2 separate regions of the Homo sapiens genome follow, and region 1 is linked to region 2. The links are chromatin loops, found by intact Hi-C in ENCODE. Cell type or tissue: ovary. All regions are shown on one strand. Links, peaks and the distances in the headings refer to the core of each region. The heading gives the core; the rest is flanking DNA. Region 1 holds the start of LOC105371106 (a long non-coding RNA gene). Region 2 has its middle 87 kb from the start of XYLT1.

Region 1 (16,457 bases), core at 4,345-12,344, 71 kb before region 2:
GACAGAAATCATGAACAGGTGGGTCACCTGTTTCTGAGTGTCAGTGAGTGGTACGCTGAACACCCTCCCAGCCCACTAGGAATCCCAGAGTCTCTCCAATAAGCATTTGCAAGTGCAAGGATTCCACGTGGAGGTCAGAGGAGCCAGGACCTTGAACGTCCCTGGAGCCCCACCCACAGCATGCGAGGTCACAGACAGACAGGCATCACCTGTACCTCTTTCCCCAGTGCAAGAGAAAGAAACAGCCTCTGATCAGACCACAGGCATAGGCAGGTGACAAACCCCGCCAGGAGCCCAGCTGTGCTTCTGCTGAAATCCGCAGGCTTCCAGGCTAATCATCTACCCAATGCATCAGCAGAGGGAGCTCTAGGTAGTAAATAACATTCCTCTGACTGCAGAGTTTCCTGTAAAAAAAATCTGGAGACAGCAAAGGAAAGCGAGGTCCTATGTGGAGAGGGCACCTACCATGTGTGCAGAAGAAAATCACACCAATTTGCAAGAGTAGGGTGTTGGGGCAGGAGTGGGAGATGGGAAAGAGAGAAGAAAATCAGAAAGCACCACATTGCTTAAGAGATGATCTGAATTTGTTTTGTCTCAGCACTTTGACCTTCTAAGGACTCACAGCCTCTATGCTACCCTTGCAAGGCTCTGATGTTTGAAAAGGGGACGCAGTCCAAGTCTCAGACTACACTGGCAGACATTTTTTTTCTTTAAATGTTGATTGTGGGCTGGGCGTGGTGGCTCATGCCTTGTAATTTCAGCAGTTTGGGAGGCCGAGGCAGGTGGATCGCTTGAGGCCAGGAGTTTGAGACCAGCCTGGCCAACATGACGAAACCCCATCTCTACTAAAATGACAAAAATTAGCCGGGGATGATGGTGCATGCCTGTAGTCCCAGATACTTGGAAGGTGGTGGTCACAATGAGCCAAGATTGTGCCACTGCACTCCAGCCTGGGCGACAAAGCAAGACTCCATCTTAAAAAAAAAAAAAAAAAAAAAGTTGATTATATGTGTTATGGGTGCCTAATCTAACCCCTGGGGCCATAGGCTTATTTATGACTGTGGCAATGACAAGGATGACAATGATGACGATGACGGCAATAAGAGCGAACATTTATTGAGCACTTACTAGGTGCCAAGCCGTATATTGAGGACTTCAACAAATCATATTCACCAAATATTTGTTGAGAATTGATTCAATACTTAGGACAGTGTTCATGCCAGGGATTCATGGGAATTCATCCACGGATAAGACACAGAAAGTCCCTCCTGTCATCAAGCTTGCATTCTAAGGAGGCAGACAGGTCAAGACAAACAAATATATAAACAAGTAATATCAGAGAGTGATAAGTGCTATGAAAAAAATAAAAAGAGGCTGAGCATGGTGGCTCACGCCTATAATCCCAGCACTTTGGGAGGCTGAGGCGAGGCGGGAGGATTGCTTGAGTCCAGGACTTTGAGACCAGCTTGGGCAACATAGCCAGACCTCTTTTCTACAAAGAAAAATAATTTAAAAATTAGGGTTGGTAGTGCTCACCTGTAGTCCTAGCTACTTGATTCTTTGTGCCCAGAAGTTCAAGACTACAGTGAGCTAGATTGCACCACTGCACTCCAGCCTGGGTGTCAGATAAAGACCCTGTCTCAAAAAAAAAAAAAAAAAAAAAAAAAGAAAGAAAGAAAAAGAAAAGGAAGCTGACTTGCTAGAGTGACTAAAATAGGACAAGGGGAAACAGGCTGGTCAGGGCAGACCTTACCCAGACAATGACACTGGAGTGTTGATAACCTTCTCAAGAAATGTGACTGTTTAACAACTCTTACTCCATTTATGCATCAAGCATCATCTACTGACTGAACAAATAACTGTAGATCCATTTTTCAAATGTGTGATATATAAATGATGCTAAATTCATTGTCATTCTTTGGGCATTTTGGATTTTCTTAAAGTGATTAGTAATAACTATTTGCATGGTCATGATGGGAGCTATGGAATGGGTTAGGAAAAAGTTCACCAAAAAAGAAAAGAGTTAAAAATATCCATCTCACCAAAGAAGAATTGAGAGCAACTAATGTATTAGATCTCAAATATTTTTGGTCCAAATACTTTTTTAATTTCTTAACTTTACCCTCCTCACCCCTCTCAAAGGTTCTGTATGCCACAGATGTTTCTATTTAGCCCCTGTATCTTTAAGTCGGCAGGCTGAGCCCCGTAGTCCCCAAATCACCTCTCCCATCTTGTTTGTAGCTTCTTCTCTGCACCCCAATGTCAACCCATCCTGCACCTATTGCTATTTCTCTCTGTGTCTCTCAAATCTCTTTTACCTGAACCCCTAAGAATTCTATTCCACAAGGGCTAAGTGTACGGTGTTGGGGGCGGGAGTGGGAGATGGGGAGGAGGGAAGAAAATCAGAAAGCACCACATTGCTTAAGAGATGATCTGACTTTGTTTTGTCCCAGCACTTTGACCTTCTGAGGACTCACAGCCTCTGTGCTTCCCTTACAAGGCTCTCCTTGCACCTGCCCTCTAAGAACTCTATTCCACAAGGAAAACAGAAGTTCACTGGAAGCCTGTTTGATATGCCAGAGTCTGTTAGCTGCTTCTCAAATACCCATTCTTCCTTTCCTGTTTGGTCAAGAATTCTGATTTTAGTTGGGGTGACAATGAGCCCAAACCAAAAGCAACGGTTCTTAGCCTTCCTGTAAGTTAGGAGTGATCGGAAAGAAGACAGCAGATACAATTGGTAGAGCTCCCAAGAAATCCTTTGGGGTGGGAGGGAAGATCCTAAATAAGTTGGGATTGAGTTCCCTTTGTGCCTTGCCATTCCCATTGTTTTTTTTCTATTCTTAACTTCAGACAGGGTCTCACTCTGTCACCCCAGCTGGAGTGCAGTGGTGCAATCTCGGCTCACTGCAGCCTCGACCTCCCAAGCCCAAGCAATTCTCCTGCCTCAGCCCCCCAAGTAGCTGGGACACAGGCACCTGATACCACATCTAGTTTTTGTATTTTTAGTAGAGATGGGGGTCTCGCCCTGTTGCTCAGTCTGATCTCTAACTTCTGAGCTCAAGCAATCTGCCCACCTCAACTTCCCAAACTGTTAGGATTACAGGCATGAACCATGGTGCCCAGCCATCATTCCCATTCTTTTGGACTGGAATGTAGAAAGGATAGCTGGAGCTCCAGCAGCCATCTTGTGACCATGAGGACAGAGGCCAGTACTACAGGTGGTGAGCCAGAAAGAAAGAAACAGCTTGGGTTCCTGGTGCTCTGCTGTCTCCGGCCCATCCTTAGACTTTTCTTCACACCCAAGAATGAGCCCCATATTAGTTGGAGCCACTCAGGCTGGGTTTCTGTCTCTATAGCTGGTACGATGACGTGTCTGATAGAATGAAACAGTCTAACTGAAAGAAGCTCAGGGATAGAGGTGGGATTTGGGAAGAGCTGGAACCAGGGACCCAAACACAGAAGTCACCCGCTTTATCTCTTGCTCTGCTTCCTTCTGCCTGCTTGATTAATTCTCCCTCCTGGCAGAACAATGCTGTCCACATGGTAAGAAGCATAACTGCCACAGCTCCTGAGTGCCACACTGTACAGCCTCCATAAAGGGACAGGTTCTCCCTCTAAGGCCATGAGCCGCAAGCGGGTCCTCAATGCTGTCTCATTCGCTGCATTTTGCTGGTCTTGTCACTCTCCCAGGCATGAAGCCACCAGCTCTCTCTCCCCTCCTGCCTCTGACTTTCCTCCTTCCCCACTTGCCTGAGGACCTTGCTTCCCAGGTTGACAAGGGAGGGGGAAGGAAGCTTCCCACCAAGCTCCTGCCATTTAATTTCCCCACTTTTCTACATCGGTGTCGCGGACTGTTTTTGTGAATGAACTTTCTAGGCTCCAGGTCGAGACCCACTCCTCCATCTGCCAAAGAGACCCCACCTTGTCTTACCTATCTGCGGACATCACTCCAACACTTCCATTTTCTCCTTCCTTTATCATCAGTTCTTCCTCCCGAGAGCAGCATTTCCTCTAGCATTTGAATTCCCTGGTATTTCTCTGGTTAAAAACAAAAGTTCTGACCAGGCGTGGTGGCTCATGCCTGTAATCACGCACTTTGGGAGGCTGAGGCGGGCGGATCACCTGAGGTCAGGAATTTGACACCAGCCTGATCAACGTGGTGAAACCCTGTCTCTACTAAAAATACAAAATTAGCTGGGCATGGTGGCACATGCCTGTAATCCCAGCTACTTGGGAGGCTGAGGCAGGAGAACTGCTTGAACCTAGGAGGCGGAGGTTGCGGTGAGCTGAGATTCGGCTGAGCTGAGATTGCACCATTGCACTCCAGCCTGGGCAACAAAAGCGAAACTCCATCTCAAAAACCATAAAATAAAAAATGTTCTCTCCTGGCCCCACAGCCCTCTATAGCTTCGATCTCGTGTTTCTCTTTCTTTTGCAGGAAAACTCCTCAAAAGCATTGTCTAGCTCACCGTATCTCCAATTCTTCCCTTTCCATCTTCTCCTAAGCCCTTCTAACACACACACACACACACACACACACACACACACACACACACACGCTACTCTTAAGCTCATCAGTGACCTCATTACCAGATTCAATAGTTACTTAGCCTAATGCAACAAAGGTCACAGTTGTCCCTTCCTTCCTCCTTATTTATTTCTTTGGCTTCCAGGATGCTGCTCTCTGGGTTCGCTCCTATCTCACAGCTGTTCCTTCTCAGCCTCTTTGGTTAATCCCTTCTCTTCCAGCTGTCCTCTCCCCTTCCTTACCCCAATTTTCTGTGCTGGCTTTTCCCAGGCTTTAATTCCATAGCTTTTCTTCTCCACCATCCAGATGCATGGCTATAAAGAAATCCTCTAATTCACATGTTTATATTTCCAGCCTGTACTCCTCCCCAAACTCCAAGTTCATGCACTCAGTTGCTCACCCAGCATCGCCACTTGGATGTCTAATAGACATCTCTGTCAAGAACTGAAAAAGGGGCTGGGGATTTGACCCTACTTGCAAACTAACAAGGTATTCTGCCATAGCTTCATGAATTCCAGCAGAAGACATGAGACTCCTGGATCAGAGACAAAAGATCCTATTACCCACCTCATAGCAGGCAGCATGAGCTTCATGTTTGCATCAGTTCCCTCCCTGCATCCCCCACCAAGTCTCTGGGGTGGTACAGAGGGGGTCAAGGCAGATGCTCTACACATGACTGAGAAACCTGGAGTTTTGAAAAACTCTGTATTTTATAATGAGCTGCAAGCAAATCTGCTCAACCTTTGCCCCAGAGGGAGACATTATCTTTATTAGCCTGAATAGCAAACAAATCTGCCCTCTGCCCAGAAGGGAGACACTATCTCTGCCTACTAAGGCTGTTCACAATACAAATATGAAGTTTATATGCCTTTTGATGTCTTGAAAAGGTCATCCGGAGGCCAGGCATGGTGGCTCATGCCTGTAATGCCAGCACTTTAGGAGGCCAAGGCAGGCCGATCACTTGAGCCCAGGAGTTCAACATCAGCCTAAGCAACATGGAGAAACCCCATCTCTACAATAAATACAAAAATTAGCTGTGGCCAGACATGGTGGCTCACACCTGTAATCCCAGCACTTTGGGAGGCCGAGGTGGATGGATCACCTGAGGCCAAGAGTTCAAGACCAGCCTGGTCAACATGGCAAAACCCCGTCTCTAGAAAAAAATACAAAAAAAGTAGTCAGGCTTGGTGGCGGATGCCTGTAATCCCAGCTACCTGGGAAGCTGAGGCAGGAGAATCACCTGAACCCAGGAGTTGGAGGTTGTAGTGAGCCGAGATTGCCCCACTGCACTCCAGCCTGGGCAACAGAGAGAGACTCCATCTCAAAAAAAAAAAAAAAAAAAAATTAACTGGAAGTGGTGGCTGTGCCCGTAGTCCTAAATACTCAGGAGGCTGAGGTGAGAGGATGGCTTGAGCCCGGAAGGCGGAGGTTACAGTGAGCCAAGATTGCACCACTGCATTCCAGCCAAGGTGACAGAGTCAGACCCTGTCTCCAAAAAAAAAAAAAAAAAAAAAAGTCATCCAGAATAGAAAGCCACAATGTGCAGAAATATAAACAGCCCATGGAGAATTATTTCCTAACAGTATTAAACTTATCATATCCAAAATGGAATTCTTGAACTTCCTTCCCAGCTCATGCCACCAAAAGCTTTTCCATATCAAGAGCTTTCAGTCATCACAGCTCCTGTCTTTTGCTCGTAATACGCACCCAATTCATCAGCAAATCCTGTTGGCTTCATGTTCAAAATATTTCCCAAATCAGATTACATCTCACTGTCCCCATGGCCATCACTTAGGTCCAAGCCACATTGTCTCTCCCTTGATTCCGCAGTCACCTCCTAATTCACAGCCCTGCCTCCAACCTTGCTCTGTTCTCTCCACAGCAGCCAGAGAAAACCTGATTAAACTTAGCTGCAGTGTTGTCATTCATTAGTTAACAGCAACATCAAGGGGATCCTCATTTCTCTTAGAAATAAAGCCAGTGTTCCTATAAGAGCCTGCATGGCCCCCACCATCCAGCCCCCAGCATCTCTCTCACCTGCACAAGCTATTTTCCTGCCCTTTCCTCACACCCTTCCATCACCCTGGTTTCCTTTCAGTTTCTTAAATACGCCAGGCAGGTGCTCACCTGGCGGCATTGCCCTGGTTTTTCATTATGTCTGGAATGCTGTGCACCCAGATATCTGCCTGTCTCCCTCCCTTACCTTGTCTCCCTGCCTTTTTCAAGCTTCTGAAGAAGGTGTCATCTTCTAGTTACAGTAGTTAGCTAGTCAGACATGAACAGGGCAGGAGAGGGCTCCTCCCCCACCACTAGGAATGTCAGGCAACCATGGTCAGGCAGCTGTTAACTGTCTCTCTAAAATAATAATTGGTTGCAGTCAGCACCAGGGAAAGGCAGTTTCCCAATGAACAGAAATACCTGAAACTGGTGATCAGCAGCTTCCCGATAAGATCTCAAGAGTTGGGCAAGTAGGTTCAAGCATGCACACTAAGAGGCAAAATGGCAGAGTTTAACTGGTATATGACCTCCTGGGGACATCTGACTGGTAAGGGAAGAACGCTTTAACTGAGCATGCGTACAACTCCAGGAAGCACACTCAGCATGCTTCTCTCCAGGCCACTGCTCCAGGTAACATCCTGCCCCAAGGGAAGAATCAGGGGAGAAGGGACGCAAGACCCCAGAAGCATGCCAGTGTATGACCCCAAGTCAAAGGTCAAACAGCGCACTTTATCTCTCAAGTCGCCTGCTTGGTCCTCTTCCAAGTATACCATTTTTTGTTTCATTCCTGCTCTAACGCTTTTTTTTTTTTTTTTTTGAGTTGGAGTCTCGCTCTGTTGTCGCCCAGGCTGGAGTGCAGTGGCTTGATCTTGGCTCACTGCAACCTTCCCTTCCTGGGTTCTAAGTGATTCTCCTGCTTCAGCCTCCCAAGTAGCTAGAATTACAGGCATGCACCACCACACTCAGCTAATTTTGTATTTTTAGTAGAGACGGGGTTTCACCATGTTGGCCAGGCTGGTCTCAAACTCCTGACCTCAGGTGATCCACCTGCTTTGGCCTCCCAAAGTGCGGGGATTACAGGCGTGAGACACCACGCCCAGCCATTCCTGCTCTAACACCTTTTTTTTTTTTTTTTTTTTGGAGACTGAGTCTCTCTGTCACCAGGTTGGAGTGCAGTGGCATGATCTCAGCTCACTGCAACCTCTGCCTCCCAGGTTCAAGCGATTCTCCTGTCTCAGCCTCCCGAGTAGCTAAAATTACAGGCACCCGCCACTACGCCCAGCTAATATTTTGTATTTTTAGTAGAGATGGCGTTTCACCATGTTGGCCAGGCTGGTCTCAAACTCCTGACCTCATGATTTGCCCGCCTCAGCCTCCCAAAGTGCTATGATTACAGGCATGAGCCACCGTACCCGGCCTCTAACACTTTTTAATAAACTTTCACTGCTGCTCTGAAACTTGCCTCAGTCTCTCCTTCTGCCTTATGCCCCTCAGTTGAATCCTTTCTTCCGTGGAGGCAAGAATTGAGGTTGCTGCAGACCCGTATGAATTCATCGCCAGTAACATTCTCATTTAAGCCTTTCCCAACTATCGCAGTGGAATCACAGTGCCTCAGCCAGCACCCCCAATTGCCTTGACTTTGTTTTATTGGTCTCCGAGCACTGACCACCTTGTTCACTTATTCTATTTATTGTTGTCTGTCTGTCTGACCCCATTAGATTATAAAGCCCATGAGGGCAAGGTTTTGTCTGCTTTGCTTACTGCTTAGTGCTTGGCACATGGTAAGAGCTTGATTAATGTTTGTTGATGAATTGAAGTTGAAGTCAGAGTCCAAAGACATTGCAGAAAACAGCATTGATTATCCTGCCTCACCTGGGGCGCAATGACTGGAGTTACAGGAAAGGGGTCACATAAGAAGACAGAGAAGGATCCGGTGTGGTGGCTCACGCCTGTAATCCCAGCACAACAGGAGGCTGAGGTGGAAGTATGGCTTGAGCCCAGGGGTTCAAGACCAGCCTGGGCAACATAGAAAGACCCTGTCTCTACAAAAAATTTTTATTTTTTTATTTTTTTAAAAACTTTAAGTCCTGGGATACATGTGCTGAACATGCAGGTTTGTTACATAGGTATACATGTGCCATGGTGGTTTGATGTACCTATCAACGCAGCATCTAGGTTTCAAGCCCCGCATGCATTATGTATTTGTCCTAATGCTCTGCCTCCCCTTTCCCTCCACCCCCCGATAAGCCCGGGTGTGTGATGTTCCCCTCCCTGTGTCCATGTGTTCTCGTTGTTCAACTCCCACTTATGAGTGATAACATGTGGTGCTTGGTTTTCTGTTCCTACATTAGTTTGCTGAGGATGATGGTTTCCAACTTCATTCATGTCCCTGCAAAGAACGTGAACTCATTCTAGCTGGGTGTGGTGGCTGTGCACCTGCAATCCTGCTACTCCAGGAGGCTAAAGTGGGAGGACTGCTTGAGCCTGGGAGGTCGAGGCTGCAGTGAGACATGATCATGCCACTGAACTCCAGCCTGGGCAACAGAGGGTCTCTAAAACAAAAAACAAAAAACAAAACAAAACAAAAAAAGCAAAAAAGAGGAAGAAGAAGAAATGAGAACCTATGTTAACCATGTAATGAAAAAGCCACTGGCAAGAAGGGGAGACACCAACTGTGCTGTTGATGTCGGAGGCAGGGCAACAGTGGGGGAACAAGACCCTGGACCCAAACCACTTGGGTTTGAATCTCCCATGTACTTCTTACTAACTCTGGTGTGTTGGAGAGATTGTTTCATTTTCTCCTTTCTTTTTCATCTGCAAAACTGGGGGAACACGGTACTCTCCTCCTGCGATTGTCAGGGGGCTTAAATATATGAATTAATGTTAAAAAGCACTCGAAGTAGCACTCAGCACATAGTAACATCAAATACAAGATCTGAAAACTGTTAGAAAAACAATGAGAACTTGATAAAAGAAATACATATATATTTGAAGAAATCAATATGCTTCTTTTCCATAGCAGGTAGATAAATAGAAAGAAAAATCAGTAAGGACATAGAGAAATTGCACACTGCAACCTACAAACTCAATTTAATAGATACATAGAGAAACACTTACCTTAACAGAAAGTAAATATTATCTTCTAATATCCACGGAATCTGTCATATACCTAAACATAAAGTAAACCTCAACAAATAAAATAAAAAAGATTTTTCTCAAGCCAGATTCTCCCTAATCATAATCCAATATTATAAATATTTTATTTTATTTGTTTTAATAACTTAAAAAGTGAGAAACACCACCCTAGATAATGGAATTTAATCTTTTTTAGAAGAGCAATAAATAAGAGAATATCACAAAATCAACAGAATACAACAAAAGCTATAGTCAGAGGAAAATTAATAGACTGCAAAACCTTCATTATAAAGAATGACTAATAAGACAATGAAGAAATGTATGAGCCCAGAGGTTACAATAAGAAAATAAAAGAAATTCTCCATAAAAAATAATAATGACAGAAACTGAATGTAATGAAATGGAAAGCACAAACAACAGCAGAAAGTAAAAAATCAACTCAAAAACTCATTTTTTGAAACACCAGATTAAACCCCTGGCAAGTCTGATTTAGAAAAAAAATAAATAAATAAAAATAAAAGTATAGCTATGTAAAAAAGAAAACTTAGCCAAAATCACAGAAGTAAAGGAAAATTGAAGAGAATATCACGTGCAATTCTATGCCAATACATTTGATAACCTGGATTAAGTGGCTAATTTCTTGGGAAAAAAATAAACATTAAAAATGGCCCAAGACAAGGCAGAAAACTTGGAGAAACCGATGACCAGAAAGAGATGGAAAATTTACCAGATCAGAGAGGTTCAAAGCTGAGTTGTATATAACCTTATGTGTAATAAAAAGGATTGCTCCAATGTTACTTATTCCAAGTTGTACACAGTTGTTCTCAGACTTGACTGCATGGTGGAGTCACCCAGTGAGATTTTTAAAACTAATGATGTCCAAATCCCACCCCAAGAAATATCTATTCAACTGGTGTGGGCTGTGCCAGCTATCAGCATCTTGAAACAGTTCTCCAGGTGATACAAATGTGCAAGCCAAATGTTAAATCAAGTGTAGCCTAAAGCTGTCTTCTTATGTATTCAAGTTTGGCCTAAAGGTTTTTCTGTATCTGCTGAACTATAGCAAGTGGAGGTGTAAACAGACCATAGCCTCCGCTTGTGACAATCACTGAGTTTTGGCCAATCAAATGTAGCCAACTGTTTGAACCATGTTCAAATAAGGCAAACACGAGCTGTAACCAATCCAGCTGTTTCTGTACCTCACTTCCATCTTCTGTACATCACTTGTCTTTTTCTGTCCACAAACCTTCTTCCATCCCCTGGCTGTGCTGGAGTCTCTGAGCCTACCCTGGCTGGGAAGGCTGCCCAATTCACCAGTCGTTCATGGATCAATTAAACTCCTTTAAATTTAATTTGCCTGAAGTTTTTCCTTTATCACAAGGTTGCTAGCCCCTGCCATAGAAAGGAATGCAGAGCTTTTCAATTAAAAAACAAAAACAAAAAACAAAACAAAAAAACCCCTCAGTTCTGGTAAAGATAGCACCAGGAAAGAAAACTATAAGTTAACTTTACTTATGAAAAAAAATGAATCTTTTGAATAAACTACCAGCATCAAAGGAATAATGTGTTATGACCAAGCAGTTTATTCCAGGAATTTAAGTCTGGGTTGAATCAGGTAAGGTATCAACATAATCCACCAGTTCCATTACTCTGTTAAAGATGAAGCTGAGAAACCATTTGATTACACTTGGGAGTCATTCTTAAGAAATCACCAAGTAAACCATTAATAGAAGGAAATTAAGTATAATGCAGGCTAACGAACAAAAAATTACTCAAAATGGCAAAAATTAAATCTTAATGCATTTAAAAGTTCTTGTAAATGCATTAAGATAAGAAAACAAAATAATCTGTAAGTATTGCAAAAGAAAAACTAAAACTCTCTTTTTGCTGTTGGTTTGCTTGTATACTATATTAGAGTTCTACATAGATACCAAACCAATAGGATATAAATATAGATAGATATGGATACAGATATATGAGATGGGGCTTTATTAGCGGCATTAGCTCCGATGATAATGGAGGCTAAGTCTCAGGACAGGCTGTCTGTAGGCCGGAAAGCCTAGGATGCCAGTAGCCTGGCTCCATTCAAGTCCAAAGCCTCAGTGTCAGAAAAGCCAGTGGTGTAACTCAGTCCAAGGTCAAAGGCCTGAAATGAAAGGGGCATTGAGTAAGTCATGAAGTCCCAAGGCCAGACACCCTGGAGTTCTGATGTTGAAGGGCAGGAGGAAAGTGGCCCACCTCCATGAGAGAGAGAGAGGAGAGGAGGTATATTAGTCTGTTCTCATGCTGCTAATAATGACATACCTGAGACTGAGTAATTTATAAAGGAAAGAAAGGAAAGGGGTTTAATGGATTCACAGTTCCACATGGCCGGGGAGGCCTCACTATCATGGTGAAGGCAAGGAAGGGCAAATCACGTCTTACACAGCAGCAGGCAAGAAAGAGCTTGTGCAGGGGAACTCCAATTTATAAAAGCATCATATTTCATGGACTTATTCACTACCATGAGAACAGTATGGGGGACACCACCCCCATGATTCAATTATCTCCACCTGGCCCCACCCTTGACACATCTGGATTATTACAATTCTAGGTGAGATTTGGTTGGGGACACAGCCAAACCATATCAGAAGGAGAGGAGGAGAGTGTTACCTTCTCCAGGAGAGACTGTCCGTTTCTCCAATAAAAGGAGAGGAAATTCTTTCCTTTCTCATATTTTGTTCCACCTGTGCTCCCCACTGATTGGATGGTGCCTGCACACTTGGAGGGTAGATCCTCCCCAATGAATCTACTGACTCACATGCCAGCCTCCTCTGGAAGCACCTTCATAGACATTCCAAAAGCAATGCTTTATCAGTTCTCTAGGCCTTCCTTAATCCATTCAAGGGTAACCTAAAATTTATCATGACATATACTAAAGAAACCTAATAGACTCTAGTAAAAAACAAACGAACAAACAAAAACCCTACTACAATCAATAAGAATTTGTAAAGGAACTGGAAACAGTAGAATTATACAAATATTAATAACCTTTCTCTATACCAGCAGTAAGAACCTTGAAATAGATATGGCAGGAAATTAGATGGAAAAATATTCTAGTTACAATAGCATGAACTATAAAATAACTTGGGACCACTTAAGAAAAAAGACTTGGGAATTATAGGAAAACTATTTGTAAAGTAATGCCCAAAAATCTCATTGAATTTCATAAAACACGATCCACACAAACGAAAATAAATGCTAAGTCTTGCATGGGCAAGTTGATATAAAATATAAATCTTACAAAAATCAATAAAATTAACTTCAAGTTCCAATATCAATAAAATATCAACAGCTTGCTTTTAATGGTGGGTGGAGGGGAAAAGGGAGATTGGATTAAACGAATGGAGGAAGGAATACACTTGAATGACCAAATGGAAATAAATACAAACATACACTCATATATGTATACAAGGCAGACATATACTTGCCTTAACATATATCAGAATATACCATAAAGTCAACTATAAACAAATAAATATGCTGCTAGTTTAGAAATAAATAGATCAATATAACAGAACTCAAAGACAATATTTGAATCTGGTAGGGAAATATGGTTTATTTGAAGTATGTTGCTAGCCCAACTGATTTTCCACTGGAAGAAAATAATGTCGGACTCCTATAATATACCATATATTAAAAAAACAAATCCAGGCTGGGCATGGTGGCTCACGTCTGTAATCCCAGCACTTTGGGAGGCTGAGGTGGGTGGATCGCCTGAGGTCAGGAGTTCCAGACCATCCTGGACACCATGATGAAACCCCGTCTCTACTAAAAACACGACAAAATTAGCTGGGCATGGTGGTACATGCCTGTAATCCCAGCTACTTGGGAAGCTGAGGCAAGAGAATTGCTTGAACCCAGGAGGTGGAGGTTGCGGTGAGCTGAGATTGCACCACTGCACTCCAGCATGGGCAATAGAGTGAGACTCGGTCTCAAAAAAAAAAAAAAATTTAAAAACATTAAAAAAAATTTGTGTTAATCTAGATGGAGTAAAATCTTAATGTAAATAAAACAACAATGGGGTTTTTTATTTTAAAAAATAAAAATATTTGGTTTAATCAACAAATGAATAAAGAAAATGTGGCATAGACATAGACACACACACACACACACACACACACACACACACACACACACACACTCCCCAGGGAATACTACTCTGTGATAAAAAGGAACAAAATAAAGGCATTTGCAGCAATCTGGATGGAATTGGAGACCATTATTCTAAGTGAAGTAACTCAAGAATAGAAAACCGAACGTTATATGCTCTCACTCTTAAGTGGGAGCTAAGCTCTGAGGACGCAAAGGCATAAGAATGATACATTGGATTTTGGGGACTCCAGGGAAATGGTGGGGGCAGAGTGAGGGATAAAAGACTACACTTTGGGGCCAGGCACATTGGCTCATGCCTGTAATCCCAGCACTTTGGAAGGCTGACACGGGCGGATCACCTGAGGTCAGGAGTTCAAGACAAGCCTGGCCAACATGGTGAAACCCTGTCTCTACTAAAAATACAAAAATTAGCTGGGCATGGTGGCATGTGCTTGTAATCCCAGCTACTCGGGAGGCTGAGGCAGGACAATTTCTTGAACCCAGAAGGCAGAGGTTGCAGTGAGCTGAGATCACACCATTGCACTCCAGCCTGCATGACAAGAGCGAGACTTTGTCTCAAAAAAAAAAAAAAAAAAAAAAAAAGAAAAAGAAAAAGACTACACATTGGGTACAGGGTACTCTGCTCAGGTGATGGGTGCAACAAAATCTCAGAAATCACCACTAGAGAACTTATTCATGTAATTGAAAAAAAACAATGAAGAATTCAGAGGTGATAGAAAACAAAAAGCAGCACTTTTGGAATATACTATGAAAGGAGGTAGTGGAGGTTATGAGAGGCGTCAGAAAGAAGACAATTTTGAACAACGTGAGCCCTATCAACTGAGGAAGCATGAGAAAGATGTGTAGCATAGTGGACCTGTGCTAAGATGTATAGCATAGTGTAGTGTAGCACAGTGGAGACTGGACTACCATTCAGCAAAGTAAAGGAATGAAGTACTGATTCACACCACTATGTGGCAAGTCTTTAAAACATCATTATGCTCAGGAGAGAAGCCAGACACAAAAGGACCACATGCTGTATGATTTTATTTATATGAAATGTCCGGAAAAGGCAAACCTATTGAGGCAGAAAGTAGATTAATGGTTGCCATGGGTACGTTGTTTGTTTTGGGGGTGATGGAAATGACCTAAATAAAATTAGGTTGTGGTAATGGTTGCATAACTCTATAAATACACTAAAGCAGGTGAGTTTTATGGTATGTAAATTATATCTCAATAAAGCCATGAAAATATTAATGCCACTACAGTTACATTTATTAACTATGCAAAGCATAGGATGTCCTATTCCACCAAGAGTATCAAGTACAGATTTTGTGTGTTTGTGTGTGAATGGGTACATACCATTTCAAATAGGTCAATTGTCAAAAATTGAAATGCGAGATCAGTAAACTGCCATCACCTAAAACTTCAAAGGGGCATGTGACTAGCTTAGCAAAGGTACACATGGCGATGAAACATGCCAGCTCTGGGGGCAGACCACGCTGGGTTCAAATCTCAGTTCCAAAACTTACTCCTTGTGTGGCACATGGCCTCAGTTTCCCTATCTGTAAAATGGAGAGAGGGTTGTTGTGAGAATGAAGTGAAGTGATGTGTGTCAATAACAGATAATCCTTAGAACAGAGTAGGACCTCAACAAAACTGATGGTGGTAGTGGTGGTGGTAGTGATTAGGATTAGAGTAGAGAAAGGATCAGAGGAGTCTTATGAGATGTATTTATTTGTATTCATTATTACCTTTTATTTATATGGATATATTTGCATATATGGACATTTTACTTTAAAATTCACAGTATTATCCATGGTAAGTTGTCATGTAAAAGTTCCAAAATTGTTAGAGAGACAGAAAATTGCTGGCTATTGCCAAAGTCATTTATATACTGGGAGGAAAATAGGTGCTATCTTTAAACTTTCTCATCAGTATACCTAGGATGCGGCGGGGGAAGAGGACTCCATTCCATTTGTGGTGTTGGAATCGCACCGCCCCCCACCCACAACGGTTCCTTTTACAGGCAGTGGAAACAGCTCTGAAAAGCTTGCTTTGGGAGGGACACCCAGCATGCTGAGATGTCACAGTGGTGCTCAAGGAAGCTATCATTCATACTGCTATAATCTAACACAGTGATGGGGTTCTGGGTCAGATAAGACACTGCTAATTTTTTAGGCCAAAGAAAGAGATGTATTTTTCTGTAGGCTGTTATGTGTTTGTTTAAAAATCATGTCATTCCAGCCTGGGCAACCTAACAAGACCCAGTCTCTCCAAAAAAAAAAAAAAAAATAGCTGAGCTAACAAGTACATCTGTTGCCCCATCTGTTCAGGAGGCTGAGGCAGGAGGATTGCTAGAGCCTAGGAGGTTGAGGCTGTAGTGAGCCATGATTGCACCACTGTACTCCAGCCTGGGCAACAGAAAGAAACCCTGTCTCAATCAATCAATCAATAAAACATAGAAAGAACTGTTTGGGGGTACTGGAAATGATATATAACCTTGGTTTGGGTGGTGGTACACTGGTGTATACATGTGTAAAAATCAGCTGAGCTCTATACTTAAGTTGCATATACTTTATATATTTTATATTTCAGAAACAGAGAAAGATCAGAATCTAATTCAAGGAAACATTCCTGTACACACAAAAATAGTCATCAT
Region 2 (11,702 bases), core at 1-8,000:
ACTGTGATGCTGGGTACCTTCCAAACTCACCCAATCTTCCGCTCCCTGCTAGTTGCTACTGACAGAAAAAGACGGTGGACTCAAGTTCTCTGAAAATCCTTTCAAACACAAGGGCAAGAGCAAAAAGGAAAACTTCACATAACCAGAAGAGTCAATGGATCAGAATTTCCCCCAGGCATTCTGGTTCATGCAGATTTGACCACATTTTGGAACAAAACCAGTTCTAAGTGGTCTACTCATCAGTTGCTCACCTGAATGCAACAATTACTATTATTATTTTTTGAGACAGAGTCTCGCTCTGTCACCAGGCTGGAGTGCAGTGGCACAATCTCAGCTCACTGCAACTTCACCTCCTGGGTTCAAGCGATTCTCCTGCCTCAGCCTCCCGAGCAGCTGGGATTATAGGCACACGTCATTAGGCCCAGCTAATTTTTGTATGTTTAGTAGAGACGGGGTTTCACTATGTTGGCCAGGATGGTCTTGATCTCCTGGCCTTGTAATCTGCCCGCCTTGGCCTCCCAAAGCGCTGGGATTATAGGCATGAGCCACCACACCCGGCCATAACAATTATTTTATTCAACCTGCCTTATGAATGTAGGCAAAAAGCATCCAACTCCAGTTTCCCAGGATATCACTCATTATCCCAAAAGATGTGGCAGCAGCCTAGAAAGCAAGTCTGTTTTAAACCATAAAACCTCCCCTTTGTGAGCAGGAGACCTTCCGCACCACGTCTTCACACACACATGGAGCAACAGTACTTTGTGTTGCCTGTTGCGGCTGTAAAGAGGTTTTCATGCACACTGGCCCATTTGATTATCTAAGCAGTCCAGCTGGAAGGTCAGGACCATTCATACCTGAGGCTTTGGAACATCCTGACTTGCCCAAACCTGCTCAGCTTATAACCGCCACCACCACAAATCAGGAATTCAGCCATGTGTGGATAGACAGTCTTATTCAATCTTCCCCAAAACATAAGAAAGTGCTGTGTTCTTTTCCCTTCTAGAGAAAAATAAACTAACCCTTAGGAAACACGCTACCTGACCCATGCTCAGACAGTTAGACAGTACTGGAACTGGGTCTTGAACCCACACTGCCTCCCTCCCCAGGCCATGTTTGTAACCACAAAGCTAACTTGTGCTGGGCTAAGACAGACTTTTAACTCCTTGAATCTTGACTCTTTTTGCCGCATGACCTGGTTTGGTTCAACAATGGCAATTTATCTCTATTTAAAAGCAGATGTTGGGACGGGCATGGTGGCTCACGTCTGTAATCCCAGCACTTTGGGAGGCTGAGGAAGGTGGGTCACCTGAGGTTAGGGGTTTGAGACCAGCCTGACCAACATGGGGAAACCCCGTCTCCACTAAAAATACAAGAATTAGATGGGCGTGGTGGCGGGCACCTGTAATCCCAGCTACTCGGGAGGCTGAGGCAGGAGAATAGCTTGAACTCAGTGGGAGGAGGTTGCAGTGAGCCAAGATCATGCCGGTACACTCCAGCCTGGTTGACAGAACAAAACTCCTTCTCAAAAAAAAAAAGGAATGGATGCTGGCTGGGTACACTGGCTCACACCTGTAATCCCAGCACTTTGGGAGGCCAAGGCGGGCGGATCACTTGAGGTCAGGAGATTGAGACCATCCTGGCTAACAAAGCGAAACCCTGTCTCCACTAAAAATACAAAAAATTACCCAGGCGTGGTGGCACACGCCTGCAGTCCTAGCTACTCAGGAGCTACTGAAGCAGGAGAATCACTCGAACCTGGGAGGCGGAGGTTGCAGTGAGCCAGATGGCCCCACTGCACTCCAGTCTGGGTGACAGACGTAGACTCTGTCAAAAACAGAACAAAACAACAAAAATGATCTTTTAAAGTTACTTACTATCTAGGATACCTGCTAGGCTGTAGGCTCCGTCTGGAAGTGTGTGACAACTTAGGTCCTTGATAAGTATTTGCCAAGAAGGAGAAGGGATGGGTAGATGGGCTGGGCTGTCTGCAAAGTTGAAGCTCACCAGACCCCAGCTTCCTTCCTTCTGGGATGCATGAAACAGAGAAGTGTCAAAATGTCCAGCAAGGTAAATGACTTCCTGCTCCAAAGCATGGAAGGCTCATTTTCACCCCACTTAGCAGTGAATTATGTTACCTGCTGGTGAGGACAACTCCAGGAGGCCCGTAATTAGTTCCCTGATTATTCACAATTGAAGCGATCACGGCTAACTGATGGTGTTCCCACAAAAACCTGTAGGAGAGCCAGGCCATTTGGCAGCAACTGCGTTCCCAACAAGGCAGATCAATTTCCGTTTGATTTGTTTAAAAATAACAGATAAACAATGCGGAGCAGCTCGCAAGGTTTGGGTTCCTCCTTTCCTAAAATTTGAGGAAAGGAGGCCGTTTGAAATTACCAGTTAGGAATAAAACAGGCAGATCACATTCGTGGCTCAATCGGATTCCCCTATAATCAGAGCTAATAACTGTATTTTTCTGCTACTAAACAATTCTGTTATTTTAAAGCTAACTATACCGAGCTGGCTAAATAATACTCAGGGGCTGGCCACAGAGAAGACTCCCTCTGAAATGCAGCGATGATGCCCACTTTTTCCTACTTTGTTCTAATTTTGTCCCCAGCTGATGGGTGACCTGCTGACTCTTGCTGGGAGAGAGGCTGGAGGGATGTCCAGGGAGATTTTTTAAGAAACCTAGAATCTCACACCTTTCCCTGGAATACAAAGGGAACCAACCCATGTTTCCTTGAGGATAATGAATTTTAAAGGCTTCTCGACCTGGATTCACTCATAATCTGAGCTCTTCCTTGACCTCTGCTATTTTCCAAATATCTAAATTCCGTCCCTTTCTCAGCTAAGTCCTTCAATGACTTCCCACTGCCATTAAGATATGCCTAAGCCACTTAGGTGGCTGGCATGGCCCTGTCTGCCGGTCCCTCACCTACTTCTCTGGCCCCAAATTCCTCCATCCACCCGCAACTCCCTTTCCTTCATGTTCCCACTACACTGAATTATGATCTGCATGGAGCAGCATGATAGAGGCTATGGACTCTAGCAGCCAGGGTGCCTGCTTCTAACTCTAGCTCCACCATTCATCAGCTGTGTGACCTGGGGCAAGTCATGTGACCTCTTTGGGCCTCAGTGGCCACATCGATAACATGGGAATCATAGAAGTACTTGCCCTGTAATGTAGCTGTGACCATAGATGCATTAATGACTGCATGGTGCTGAGATGGTGGTTGGTGCAAGCCCGTGTGCCTGGCAGAGATTGGTCGTTTGTACTACTTTTTGTTTGTTTGTTTTGTTTTTTGGAGACGGAGTTTCACTCTTGTCACCCAGGATGGAGTGCAATGGTATGATCTCGGCTCACTGCAACCTCCACCTCCTGAGTTCAAGTGATTCTCCTGCCTCAGCCTCCCAAGTAGCTGGGATTACAGGCACCCACCACCATGGTTGGCTAATTTTTGTTTTTTAGTAGAGACAGGGTTTTGCCATGTTGGCCAGGCTGGTCTCGAACTCCTGACCTCAGGTGATCTGTCCGCCCCAGCCTCCCAAAATGCTGGGATTACAGGCCTGAGCCACTGCCCCCAGCCAGCACTACTCTTCAAAGGTGCTTTTTTTTTTCCTCTTTGCATATGTGGTTTCCGTTGTCAGGATTACTCTTTCTGTCTCTAATTCTTTGCTTTCTTATTTGACTCATCTTTTGGTATTTAGCTTAGACGTGACCTCTGCCTGGAATCCTTCCAGATGCCATAGCCTTCCTCTGGAGCCAAGAGCATCCTCAACTTCCTCCATCATAGACATCTCCCCCTGTGGATTGTAATTACATATTTGTGTGTGTCTTATCGCCACCACCAGGGTTTCTCAGCCTCAGCACTACTGATCTATCGACATTTGGGGCCAGATTATTCTTGGTTGTGGGGGGCCATCCTGTGCACTCTGTGATGTTCAGCACCACCCCTGGCCTCTACGCACTAGATGATGGCAGCAGCCCTCCTCAACCCCTAGTTGTGACTATCAAAAATGTCTCCAGACATGGCCTAGTGTCCCTGGGTATGGGCAGATATGAAATTGCTCCTGGTTGAGACCACTACACTAAACCATAAGCTGAGGGGACAGGAAATGTGTCTGTCTTTCTCATCCCAATTCTCTAAGCACCTAGAATAGCCCCAAGTGATTATTTGGTCTTTAATTAATGTCTGCGGAACAGAAGAATGTGGATTCTGGGGCCAGGAGCGGTGGCTGATGCCTGTAATCCTGCACTTTGGGAGGCTGAGGTGGAAGGATCACCGAAGGTCAGGAGTTCGAGACCAGTCCAGCCAACATGGTGAAACCCCGTCTCTGCTAAAAAAAAATACAAAAAATTAGCCAGGCATGGTGGCACATGCCTGTAATCCCAGTTACTTGGGAGGCTGAGGCAGGAGAATCGCTTGAACCCGGGAGGCGGAGGTTGCGGTGAGCTGAGATAGATAGTGCAATAGCACTCCAGCCTGGACAATGAAGAGCGAAACTCCATCTCAAAAAAAAAAAAAAAAAAAAAAAAAAAAAAAAAAGGAGATTCTACACTGAGCAGCAAAGCAAATCAGGTCAAAGTGAAAAGACCTGAGTTCCCCTCCTGGATGTGCCAGTCCCTGGCTGCATGACTTGGAGAGGCCCAAGTTTGGTTCTTTGAAGTGACTTGAATGAGCATCCTTGTGTGGTCACAGACAGCAGCATCAGCATCACCTGGGAATTTGCTAGAAATGCTCATTCTCTGGATCCCCCAGACCAGTGAATCAGAATTGCAGGGAGGAGCTCTGAAATTTGTGTTTTCACAAGCTCTCTAGGAGTTTCTGATTCATCCTTCCTCAGTTCTCAGATCACCCCTGGCCAATCTTAGAATTCACCTGGAATGCTTTTTAATAAAGGATGCTTAGGAGGCTAGATTTTCCCGGTCCAAGTGCATAAGAAGCTCTGGCATTCAGGCTGGCCATCGGTGTTTTTCACCTGCTTCAGGTGATTCCAATGCACACACAGCCAGGACTGAGATGTTCTCGACGCGCAGAGGCTGTTCTAAATCTCTGTGCTTCCCACGTTAAAGCTTTTGGGAACTGCATTAACTCTTTCAGTCCACCAGAGGGCCATTTACAGTGCTAGGAAAGGGACAGGGTTATCATTTCATGTCCTGGGGCACATGGAGCCATAGACCATAAGTACACAGGTAGAAGTAAGTGTCCAAGACCTTCCTCTCTAGCTGTACCTGGAAAAATACCAGACCGGAATGTGAAGCATCAGAAATGACTCTAAGGCTTGACTCATGCTCTTGCAATAACCCTGGGACAGCCAAGAGGAACAGGCCAACCTCAACCAGGATTCTCTATTTAACCCACTAGTTTTAAAAGCCATGTCCAAGAATCCTCTCTATAAATTCATTTTTGAAGCCCTCCGTGTCCCTGGGTTCATGAAAGCTTTTTTGTTCAGAAGGTGGCTGCAGTTTATTATACAGAGTAGATGCGAAGCCAGACATACCTGTGTTTCTGAGAACCTGTTTCCCTCCTCTGGATCTCAGATTTTATTATTTTAGTTTTTTGAGACAGAGTCTCACTCTGTTGCCCAGGTTGGAGTGCAATGGCATGATCTCGGCTCACTGCAACCTCCACCTCCGGGTTCAAGTGATTCTCGTGCCTCAGCCTCCCGGAGTAGCTGAGATTACATGTGCCTGACACTACACTTGGCTAATTTTTGTATTTTTAGTAGAGATGGGGTTTCACCATGTTGGCCAGACTGGTCTCAAACTCCTGACCTTAGTTGATCCACCCACCTCGGCCTCCCAAAGTGCTGGGATTACAGGCGTGAACCACCGCGCCCAGCCTGGACCTCAGATTTTAAATGAGGGTAATGAAGCTTAGCTGGCTAGGCTGCGATGAGGTTCAACATAGGTGAACAGGTGAAACACCAGCCTCAAACAGTCGCTTAGTAACTCTGTGGTTCTCAAAAGCACCCTGGGATGTGGTTCTCAAAAGCACCCTGAGATGCGGTTCTCAAAAGCACCCCGACACCAGCAGCTTCGTCAGGAAGCTTGCTAGAACTGCACATTTTCAGATGTCTCCTGCCCTACCCCCGCCGCAAGAAAAATACTGAATTGGAAACTTTGGGGGTGGAATAACTTAGCCTCTCTGAGTCTCAATTTTCTCATTTTTGAAACCAGAATAACAGTACCTGCATCTCAGAGACCCACTGTAAGGGTTAAATGAGCTATGTACATCAACTTCTTAGCACAGTGCTGGCATACAGCAAGAGCTCAGTAAATGGTAGCTTTCACTGTTATTGCAATTATTATCATCTTCAAAGCTCCCTGCCCCATGCAAGCCTTAGAAAGAATCTTTCGTCAGAACTCTGCACAAGTATCTCTTATTGAACTTTGCAAAATACCGTATTTTGGCTCTGAATGCTCCCTGTGGACTACAACTTGCAGAGCAGGAGCTCAGTACACCAATATGCCCTGTGAATACCTCAGCCAACATTATAACTCATTCTGAGAGATGCCATCTGTGTTAGTCCGTTTTCACACTGCTATAAAGAACTTCTCTGAGACTGGGTCATTTATAAAGGAAAGAGGTTTAACTGACTCAGTTCTGCATGGTTCGGAGGCCTCAGGAAACTTACAATCATGGCAGAAGAGGAAGCAGGCACTTTCTTCACAAGGCGGCTGGAGAGAGAGGAAGAAGCACAAAGGACTAACTTCCAAACTCTTATAAAACCATCAGATCTCATGAGACCTCACTCACTATTATGAGAACGGCATGTGGGAGATTGCCCCCGTGATCCAGTCACCTCCTTCTCTTGACATGTGGGGATTACCAGTCCCCCTCTTGACTCGTGGGGGTTACAAGTTGAAATGAGATTTGGGTGGGGACAGAGCCAAACCATATCACCATCGCTCGGAGCAATACAACTATTTACTGTAGGGTCGCATTATGGATTGTGATCTATTTAGTTCTACCCCGCTGTCAGAAAGACTGGCTTTCCCTCCACCAACCAGGAACAAGCGAATGGGCTTGGGGCAAGGAAAAGAACAACAAACAAACAGCAAATAGGACCTGAAAAATATTACACTCATGGTCAGAGAAAATGAAAAAGATACTGCAGGAGGGAAACTGAGTCAGCTCTGAGTGGCCTTGCGGCAGTGACAGAGAACTTTCCAGACGAATCCATGGAGGCAGAGGGGTGTCTGATATTTGCATCTGCCAGCTGTCAGAAAGAGCTGGATTTTCAAGGTGGAAGAGAGATAAGTGGAAGGTGGGATTGAAATTTACCTTCATGCAGGTTTCAGTAATCAGGGTGAGAAGTAGAGAATCCTCAGCTGAAGATAGTTACTTTCTGCAAAAGTGGGCTTTCCTTTCTTTCTCTTTTCTTGTAAGGGATTATTTTCCTGCTCAGTCTCCTGAGTCTCCCCCAGTGGCCCCAGCATCTATGACCCACCATTCCCTGAGGGCTTAACTGGTCATTAGCTAAAAAGAAGTTGAATGAAGGTGGGGCTCTCTGCAGTTATTAAGGGTTGAGAATGCAAATGCCATGAGAGGGAAGAATTTATCTGAAACATATGAGCAACAGCAAACAACGGACACTGAGGACTAAGGAATGCATGCCTCAATTAAAAGCATTTACATTGAAACGCAAAATTAAAGCCAATTACATTGATAAAACTAATGAAATATGGTATTAATACATAACACACTTATTGCCTGTGTGACTTAACTGTGTAATAACAATAAGAATGGCAGCATAGGACTAGATTCCAGTTGCTGTGGCCTCAAAAGGGACGGATTTGATCGTACTTGTTCCCACTTCCTGGAAAATAGTGGCTTTTCATGATCTGGCAGCTGAAGCAGCAGCACCATGCTGCTGTAAGTGCTGCTGATGGGGATTTATTCAAATGTGAATTAGACGAAGCTGGTTTGGACAGGCGATGAGTCGGGGAACGCTGGGACATCCTCCCTGTGACAAAGTCCTTTCACAAGCAAAGACTCCCCAGCCCAACAGTGATCCCTGGGTGTTTCAAGAAATCCATTCAGCCTGAAGTCTGAATGCCAGCTCTGCTACTTTTAGCTGCATGATCTTGAACTTGTTCTGAATGGCTCTGACTCAGTTTCCCCATGTGGAACATTGGGAAGATTACACTTACCTCTTGGAATTGCCATGAATCAAAGACATTGTTGACTAAGTGTCCAGCAGTGTACCCGGCACACAGTAGACTTTCAACCAATAGTTCTTATTGATAGTATTATTATCATTTATTACTGCTACTACCACTACATCCCTCCAAAAATTGATCCAGGATGGGTGTGTCAAATGGCAGGGTAAATTATTGTTAAGAATGGAGGAACAGCAGACTACAGAATTTTAGGAGAATGTATTATTCTTAGGAGATGCATGCTGAGTTATCAGGGGTGAAGCATCATGATATATGAAATTTACTTTCAAATGGTTCAGAAGAACATTGTGTGTGTGTGTGTGTGTGTGTGTGTGTGTGTGTGTGTGTGTGTGTAGAGAGAGAGAGAGAGAGAGCTCCTGAGAGAGCAGAAATTGCTGTGTCAACAATTTTGAATCTAAGGCAAAAGATACGCAGATGGTCATTATACTATACTATTCTTTCAGCCTTTGTCTGGAGCCAGGCTTCCTACGTTCAAATCTTCACTCTCTCACTTACTAGCTATATGATAACTTCTGGCAAATTAAAGAAACACTCAGTGCCTCAGTTTCACCATCTTAAGATGAGAATCATTAAAATGCCTAACTCAAAGGGCTTTTGTGAGGACGAAATGAGTTAATGTACTTAGAATCATTTATTGAATTAGGTGCTCAATGTGTGCTAACTCCATAATTAGCTGTTTGTGATTAGATACATGTATAAATAGATGGGTTGATAGAGGTGGATAATAAGATGGGGAGAGGAAGGAGGGAGAAAAAAGTGGAAGGAAAGGAGGGAGGAAGGAAGGAAGGAATGAAGGAAGGAAGTAAGGAGGGAGGGAGGAAGGAAGGAAAGGAGGGAGGAAGGAAGGAAGGAAAGGAGAGACAGCTGGAATATCTCATCACTCATAGTGAGTAATGTTTTATTTGTAGTTTTCAGTAAACTTCAAGTTTCTGCACTTGGCATAAATGAGGTAAACATTATCAATGAGGTAAACGTTATTACAAACATATATGTAAATTATATAATGCCCCTACCCAGGTTCCAGCCTGCAAACCCAGCTAGAAGACGTTGTTCTTTCCACACAGGTGTTCATCACTCCTTGCGGGCATGGGCAGGAGCTTGGAACAGCAGAGTTTTTGAGACCTGGAGTGATCCCCTGGCACCCAGAGTAGAGGTGCCCTTGCTTCCCTTCCGTCTGCTCCTTCTCACCTGCCCTCCAAAGTCAATTTCAGTGCCATCTCACTGTCAGTGGTGCCCTTGTGGATACGGGAGTCCTGTTCGGCCGAGGATGGAGTCTCCCTAATGGTAATGCATGCAGAATAGGACTGGCACCTGGATTGCATTTTAAACACATTCCGCACCATTAGGCCATCCTCATCATTCACAGGACTGACGGCAGAGTTGCGGGGGCCTCCAGGCCCAGCAGCAAGTCCAGCCGGTTCATCCGGTCGGGGCATCCTGCCAAGACCCTTCAGCTGTGAAGCGGCCACTCTAGGCACAGGTGGGGAGACCTGATGAGCAGAAAGCAGCCTGGAGTCTGCCTCCTGGGAATGGGAACAAGGATTAGGGGGCCAAGCCCTGAGGAGCATCCCAGCCACTCTCCTGGGGGCACAGATTCTACCCATTGGAATAATAAGTGCTTTCTTTTTCACGCGCCTCTCTCCAACTTGCTCTAGCACTGCAGCCACTCTAACCTTATTTTCCTTTCTCCAACACACCTGGAACTTTCTTTACATGGGACCTTGACACAGGCAAATCCTTCTCTCCAGAACATTCTTCCTTCTGCTGGTTCCCTTCTTGCTGTCCAACTCACCTCCCCAGGAAGCCCTCCTAGATCTCATAATATCATAATATCAAGAGGTTGTCCCTGCCTCATTGTCTTTTACCTTTTATTTACTTATTTATTTAGAGACAGAGTCTTGCCCTGCTGCCCAGGCTGGAGTGCAGTGGTGCAATCTTGGCTTACTGCAACCTCCGCCTCCCAGGTTCAAGCGATTCTCGTGCCTCAGCCTCACGAGTAGCACCGTGCCCAGCTACTTTTTGTAGTTTTAGTAGAGATAGGTTTTCACCATGTTGGCCAGGCTGGTCTTAAACTCCTGGCCTCAAGTGATCTGCCTGCCTGGGCCTCCCAAAGCGCTGGGATTACAGGCGTGAGCCACTGCACCTGGTCTTTTATCTTGATACTTTCTTTCTTTTCCTCTGTGCCTCAGCTTCCTCCTTTGTAAGTGGGGTAACAATTGTGCGGAATGTGCTCTATTTGGTCAACTTTTCTACCATGTTCTACATTCCTTTGGCTGATCAGTTGGTTCTCATGTCCTCTGTCTGGATTCAGTCAATGAGAGGCAGGCAGAGAGGAGATGGGACTATTGATTGATCCCCTGGGCTTACATGCTTACCTGTTGGGTGGCGCTGAGTTCCTCTTTTCAAGCTTTCTGATGGACAGCTGTGTTCTTGGCTCTATTAGGTTGGTGCAAAGGTAATTGTGGTCTTTGCCATTACTTTATTTTTTTTGAGAAAGAGTTTCACTCTGTCGCCCAGGCTGGAGTGCAGTGGTGTGATCTCAGCTCACTGCAACCTCTGCCTCCTGGGTTCAAGTGATTCTCCTCCCTCTAGAGTAGCTGGGACTACAGGCACCCAGGATGCACTCGGCTAATTTTTGTATTTTTAGTAGAGATGGGGTTTCGCATGTTGGCCAGCCTGGTCTGGAACTCCTGACCTCAGATGATCCACCCGCCTCGGCCTCCCAAAGTGCTGGGATTACAGGCGTGAGCCACCGTGCCTGGCCTTTGGCCATTACTTTTAATGAAAGCGTCCCTCCGGTGTTCCTTCAGCACCAAGGGTGGTAACAGCTCCCTGATGTGGCCAGCGCCTCGGTGCTTCACTGTCCCTTGTTGGTTTCCTTGGGTCCTGCCCACACCTTTGTAAATTGTCCCTTCGCTGCACTAGCCTCAGTAATGGCTCAGACAGTGTCATCTGCTACCTACCAGGACTCTGATCCACATAATAATAGTCCCTATCTCATATGTTGTGAGGATTAAAATGATTTCAGTGCAGGATACACAGTGCTAAGATTATTATTTGCTATTATTCTCCTTCCTCTCACTTATCACACTTTGCACTTAGTTGCAATGCTAATTGCTCACTACTTTTCCCTCTGGTTAATTGACAATTTGCATGAAGAGGGAGTCTCTGTCTGTGCCTGTTCATTCAATCTCGTGATGGTCCAGTGTTAGATGCAAAATAGGTCCTCAGAAAATATCTGATGAGTGAATAAATGAATGAATGAAAGAATGAGGGTTGGTTTTCACTTTCCAAAGCACTTTTATATATCATGTTGAATTGTGTGGTAGCATGCATATTCGATTGGTTTTGTTTGATAAACACAGTAATTTCACAAGCCTTTACCTATTACATTATCCTCTTTGATCCATGAAGAATAGTCACAATTTAATAAATAATTAGACTGAGAAGAATGGAGGGAAAAGTAGAAGGGGGAAATGCTGCCTGAGAACCTATTATGTGCTCAGATTTTCCA

The links. Hi-C counts contacts between places; a loop is a spot of excess contacts. Peaks named below come from ENCODE experiments on the same cell type or tissue, not always from the same donor. Only the 100,000 strongest peaks of a DNase experiment are listed, where the experiment ranks them.
Region 1: it touches region 2 in a loop (2.1-fold over the local background); 2 of 110 quality-filtered maps call a loop at or near these places.

The regions. Positions count from the first base shown.
Region 1 is chr16:17,476,581-17,493,037 of GRCh38, forward strand. It overlaps LOC105371106 (a long non-coding RNA gene), which reads right to left and starts at 7,109. Exons shown (of 3, transcript XR_933144.3): 1 at 6,947-7,109; 2 at 3,932-4,038. In ovary, for the core only: no CTCF peak of the experiment used is centred there; no DNase peak of the experiment used is centred there.
Region 2 is chr16:17,551,660-17,563,361 of GRCh38, forward strand. No RefSeq gene overlaps it. Among named protein-coding and RNA genes, the nearest start is that of XYLT1, 87 kb to the left of the region's middle. In ovary, for the core only: no CTCF peak of the experiment used is centred there; no DNase peak of the experiment used is centred there.